Regions from separate parts of the Homo sapiens genome. Here region 1 is linked to region 2. A link is a loop called in an ENCODE intact Hi-C map of the cell type or tissue named here. Cell type or tissue: mammary epithelial cell. All regions are shown on one strand. Links, peaks and the distances in the headings refer to the core of each region. The heading gives the core; the rest is flanking DNA.

The links. Peaks named below come from ENCODE experiments on the same cell type or tissue, not always from the same donor. Only the 100,000 strongest peaks of a DNase experiment are listed, where the experiment ranks them.
Region 1: a loop joins it to region 2, with 7 times the contacts of the local background. A loop is called at or near these places in 10 of 110 quality-filtered maps.

The regions. Positions count from the first base shown.
Region 1 is chr18:58,230,719-58,233,632 of GRCh38, forward strand. The region is part of intron 2 of NEDD4L (NEDD4 like E3 ubiquitin protein ligase); the gene reads left to right. Among named protein-coding and RNA genes, the nearest start is that of NEDD4L, 190 kb to the left of the region's middle. RefSeq lists an enhancer at 1,471-1,520. In mammary epithelial cell, for the core only: a CTCF peak has its summit at 1,412 (motif pointing left); a DNase peak (open chromatin) is centred at 273; H3K27ac peaks cover 2,153 bases.
Region 2 is chr18:58,134,551-58,137,464 of GRCh38, forward strand. The region is part of intron 1 of NEDD4L (NEDD4 like E3 ubiquitin protein ligase); the gene reads left to right. Among named protein-coding and RNA genes, the nearest start is that of NEDD4L, 92 kb to the left of the region's middle. In mammary epithelial cell, for the core only: a CTCF peak has its summit at 1,425 (motif pointing left); DNase peaks (open chromatin) are centred at 861 and 1,411.

The sequences.
Region 1 (2,914 bases), core at 103-2,602, 96 kb after region 2:
ACACTGAGAATACCACATTTTGGCAACTCAGACAAGACTATTTTCCAAACATGTAACCCTGGGAAGAAGGTAACCTATCATAGTGTGTGTTAAGAAGTCAAGCAACCAAGAAATGTTAATTGAAGGCCCGTTTTGTACAAGGTTGCATGGAAAAGACACACTAGCGTAAGACATGGACAGTGGCCCTGAGTGACGTGCAGCCGGTTTAGGCGAATTAAGATTTACATACTTGAAAAGGGACAAACAAGTCTGGACGTGGTGACTCATACCTGTAATTCCAACACTGTGGGAGGTGGAGGCAGGAGGATCCCTTGAGGCCAGGAGTTTGCAACCAGCCTGGGCAACATGGGAAAACCCCTGTCTCTACAAAAATTAAAAAAAAATTAGCCATGTGTGGCAGCATGCCCATAGTCCCAGCTACTCACAGGGGCTGAGGTGGGAGAATTGCTTGAGCCCAGGAGATCCAGGCTGCAGAGATTGTGCCACTGCAGCCTGGGTGGCAGAGCGAGACCCTATCTCAAAAAAAAAAAAAAAAAAAAAAAGAACAGAAAAGGAACAAACAACAGACACAAGATTCCATGGAAAAGGGAGTGGTCTAAGTATTCAGACTGTAGGAATTCAGAGAGTGGAGAGGCTGGTTATTATGGGGGTGCTTCATCCTGGGGAGTTGAGGGAAAGGAGGTGCTGGCTGCCTGGAGCCTGGAAGAATCAAAGATTTCCAAGGCCATGGGGGGAAAGCATGAAGGATGAGTGAATAGACACCAGGGCTGAGCACCCTGAAAACTGTGAAGATACTAGATTGACCTGTTTGGAAAACCAAACAGATGTGGCTGTTATTGACAAGTGGTTTTGTTTTTGTTTTGAGACAGAGTCTCACTTGGTCGCCCAGGCTGGAGTGCTGTGGCTTGATCTTGGCTCCCTGCAACCTCCGCCTCCAAGGTTCAAGCAGTTCTCCTACCCCAGCCTCCCAAGTAGCTGGGATTACAGGCATGAGCCACCATGCCCGGCTAATTTTTTGTATTTTTAGTAGAGATGGGGCTTCACCATGTTGGCCAGGCTGGTCTCGAACTCCTGAGCTCAGATGATCCACTTGCCTTGGCCTCCCAAGGTGCTGGGATCACAGGCATGAGCCACTGTGCCTGGCCAACAAGTGGTTTAAATTGGATTCTCCATTTCCCACCTAATAGAAAGTCGGAAGCATAGGGCAAAAGTAAAGGAAGGACCCTGTGTTCTGCTGGTTAAATATAACAGAGGTCTGACTCCATGGCTATTATAGGAGAGGTGCATTTTGTTCTATGTAAATTATCTTGATGTGTCCCCTGTGCCTTTACCCCATGATTATTTAGCACTTTTTTCTCCACGGTCACAGGGACAGGGAGAAACATACACCCATAAAACAGTGTCATCTAGAGGCAAAAACTTGTAATGCTCAAGCATGTGCTCTGACGAGGTGGGGCAGGGTGTGTAGGAACAACACTCTACTAATTATTACAGAGCTTGCTCTGCACTCTCTGTAGAAGTCCTTCAATATCCAGTCTAACACACACAGTAACTTAAGAGAGGATTTTAAAAAATCAAAATGCCCTCAGATTTGTATTGGATTTAACCAGGCTGAGATCCCTGAGATCCAAATATAATAATGTGTCCTTTTTGGATGAATCAGACACAAGCAAAAATCTCCAGTGTGTGTCCAGCTTTAGAGGTGTAGTAATGGATTCCACAGTTCACGCTGGTGGGCCAGCCAAGACTTTTAATGCTGATGTGGGCTTCATTCTTTCTATAAACTCCCTTTCTTCTTGATAGTGCATGGGCCCAGGGGTTCCAAACATGGGTACCTGCCGTAATTGATCTGTGTAACCGGAGAAAATACATATCCTATGGCACCCTTGTGTCGGGATATAGGGGGCATCACCGTAATGTGGCTCTTTTTCTGTTGATTATAGTTTTTTCTTTCTGTGATCACACAATTGTTTTATCCTCGCTTAAAAAATTTCAAGAAGTGCAGCACTCAGAATAACAGAAAAGTCAGGTGTCTGGTGGTTTGTTTGCACATTTAATAGACTTGAAGATAAACTCTCTAAACATTTATTTTGCAAGTTGTTTTTCTGAGAGTTGAGGGGAAACTTTTGCCCTTTGGTCTCCCTGAGGAATTCTAGGATTTCACAGGTAGGCGTGTGTTTTGGACTGCAGGCTGAACGTGGTTGGCAGGGTGGCATGAGGAGGGCACATATTTTAAGCGTTCTTAGGGCAGATCCACGATCCTTTACCTGCCATTTCTAAGTCCAAAAAGCCCTGAAAACCAAAGACATCTTTACAGGTTTGTAGGAAATTGATTTGAGAGCAAAACCTGATGTGAACAGATTTGAGAGTATTCTAGGCATCTTGTATAACACTTCATTCAATGCTTTGTGCCTCTTGCTGCACAGATATTAACATTCACTTATGGGCCCTGCCCCATCCCCTACTGGGGATGCTATGCAATAATCAGAATAATCAAACTAATAATAATAATAATAATTGGAATAATCACTGAGTCATTGTATTAGTCCGTTTTCACGCTGCTGGTAAAGACATACCCAAGACTGGGTCATTTATAAAGAAAAAGAGGTTTAATGTACTCAGTTCCACATGGCCGGGGAGGCCTCACAATCATGGTAGAAGGCAAAAGGCACATCTTACATGGCGGCAGACAAGAGAGAAATGAAAGCCAAGGGAAAGGGGAAACCCTGTATAAAATCATCAGATCTCTTGAGACTTATTCACTATCACAAGAATGGGGAAAACTGTCCCCATGATTCAATTATCTCCCACTGGGTCCCTCCCACAACATGTGGGAATTATAGGAGCTACAATTTAAGATGACGTTGGGTGGGAACACAGCCAAACCATATCAGTTATCTTTCTAAAGTGAGAC
Region 2 (2,914 bases), core at 115-2,614:
TTTAGTAGAGACGGGGTTTCACCGTTTTAGCCGGGATGGTCTCGATCTCCTGACCTCGTGATCCGCCCGCCTCGGCCTCCCAAAGTGCTGGGATTACAGGCGTGAGCCACCGCGCCCGGCCGCAATTCCATTTCTTAAGTGAAAATCAGAATTTCTTTTCTTTTTTCCCCTTCTATTTTTTCTTTTAATCTTTTTTCTTTTGTCTTCAAGCAATTTTCATTTTTTTTTTTTTTTTTGATATTCAGGGAACCTGAGGCGAATGAAGGGGAGGAACCTGGGAGCTACTGACTGTGATTACAGTGGATATTCACAAAGGAAGACCTTTAGTACAGTGTGAAGTAGTGAGGGAAAGGGTGATGGAGTAGGAGGGATTTAAGTAAAACCTTTCAGGTTTAAGGTCAATGGAAAGCGAAGGAACATTCTAGAAGGACATTAGATTTTCCTTAGAGTGACATTAGAGTTTCTATAATTGGACTATACCCTTTAGTGCCTCAAATCAAGGGTTTCACATTTTCTTTTTTTTTTTGGAATTGCCTGCTCATGTATTTCCATCTCCTTAAAGGCAAGGGCTGGCCGCCTTATTTGGCTGATACTAGCCTCCATGGCATCAGCCTGTCCAGTGGAAGTCCTGAAACAGTACACGATGAATGGATAAATGAATGAATGAATGAATGAAATGAATGAGGGAAGAAATGAATATTGTGCTTCCAGAACGAGGAGAGAAGGGACGATGATGTGGCAAATTGGCCCAGCATCTTAAGATCTGTATTGACTTTAGCCTCATGTGGTAGTTTAATGATACTCTCTCTTACTCAGGGAATGTGCCTTTTAAGCTGTGGTCTGTGGTCAATGTGTGTGCACATCTCTGAGAGTCCCGGCTGTGTTGTGTTTGTGATGGCTCCCATATGTGGTTTGCCTTTGTATCTGATTGTAAATTAACCTTGACATGTAGGTCACCTGACCGTGTATGGAGAGAGAAAAATCACTTTCTTCTTCTCTACAAGCTATGTGAGTGCAGACTGAAGTTCCGAGTTGTGATCTCAAGCAGTCTGCAGAAACTAACCTTTGGCATACTTGGCCACAGCCGACTTCTTTCTAGTAAATTCCCACTGGTTCTTGGCTTTTCTTGTAGAATTAACACATTTGCAAAGTTTTCTTCATTGGTATTCCTGGTACGTGGACTGGAATATTCTTCATCCCTTGATTTGTGGGATCGTTTTGTCTTTGGGCCACACTTGTCATGGGAGGAAAGTCACAGCTAGACTGGGTATGGAAAGAATGGAAGTGTGTCTCCTGCAGGGAGAGCCCAGGTTATTGAGACAGTCTTGGCCCGTGTTTCTTGAAGAAGACGTTGGGTTTTGTTTTGCTCATTGATGGCCATACCCCTTGTGTGGTTGGCCAGGAAGCTGAACGCTTGCTCCCCCTTGTGGCTAAATACAGGTGGTTCTGCTGGCAAACCCAGTGGTCAATTACTGCATCTACTAAGGATTAAGAAGATTATAAATGTAAACTCAGCTTGAAACTTTTTGTGGCTTAGAGGTAAAGCAAGAAAATAATTAAGATAACAACTCACATGCTGAGGGTGTTTCATGTGTTATTATTGTGGATGTTAATAACAATTTTGGCTCTCTGTGGGAAGCCATTTCCTTCACTTAATCAGTTGGCAAAGAAAGTACATCAGGGAAGATTGTTCACCCTGAGCCGAGAAAGTGGAGTTTCAAGTAAGAACCCTGCTCCGCATCCTGCCACTGAGTTGAGATCATCTATTTGATTTAGCTACTGATAAAGTGTTTTTAATTACAAATTGTCTGCTTGCTTGGGGACTGACACAAACACTTGTTTTGTTTTCAAAGTGCCTTCTCTCCCCAGTGTTGGGTTTGGAGTAGAGCAAGAGTAACACAGAGGTTGCAGTCAGTGTCTTCCAGCGATTTTCATTTTGTTTGATATGCGGGGAACCTGATGCTGATGAAAGGGAGGAACCCAGGAGCTACTGACTGTGACTACAGTGGATATTCACAAAAGAAGGACCTCAGTACAGTTCCAAGTAGTGAGAGGTTGATGGATTAGGACAGATTTAAGTAAAACTTAACAGGTTTAAGGTCAAAGAAAAGTGAAGCAACATTCCAGAAGGACCCAGAAAAGCCGAGCAAGTCAGGCACTGAGATCTTGGGATTGAGAGGAGTTGCTGGTTCAGACCCAGCACTGTTCTGGAACTTTCTTTTGGGTACTCTTTTTTTGTTTCATCGATTCCTTTAAAAGGTACAATCCAGAACTGAACATGTCATTCCACAAGTGGCCCAACCAGTGTTGTATACACTGACTGGACAGGTTTTGCCACTAAAATGGAATAATAGTCTGGTTTTCCTAATTCCAGGAAAGGAAAATCAAGGAATAGATACATTTTTTAAAAAAGCATTTAAAGAATTTCTCCTGTAGACATTATCTTAAACTTTTGGTCCCTGCCATTGTATGTGTATCTTGAATCCAAGGGTAATACGATACGCAGTCTGGCAAAAGCAGTCATTTTAAATGATTGAGCAATATTTAGTGACTTTCAAAGAGCAGAGAGCACAACTTGGCTACCATAGAAGCTCCACCATGATGGGCGCAGGGTTTCCTCTAGGCTGGAAGTTGTGTTCTGGTTATCTTGTGAGAGAAATGCATCCTGTGTGATTTATGTGGATTCATTTATTCTTAGAGGAAATCAGACAAAAACCATATTGTAAGGCCCAACCCATCTAAAAAGACAATAGAAATGAGTTCTGTGTGTTTTTCAGCAGGGCCTCATGGGCACCACTCGTAAGTCCAGAATCTCTTCCAAGAACAGGAAGTTTCTGGAGGGCAGTGGAGAAGGGGAGTGAGGGCTCAGCTCTGTGAGGTCGAGGTGGGTGTGAGGACCAGCACCAGTGGGGAG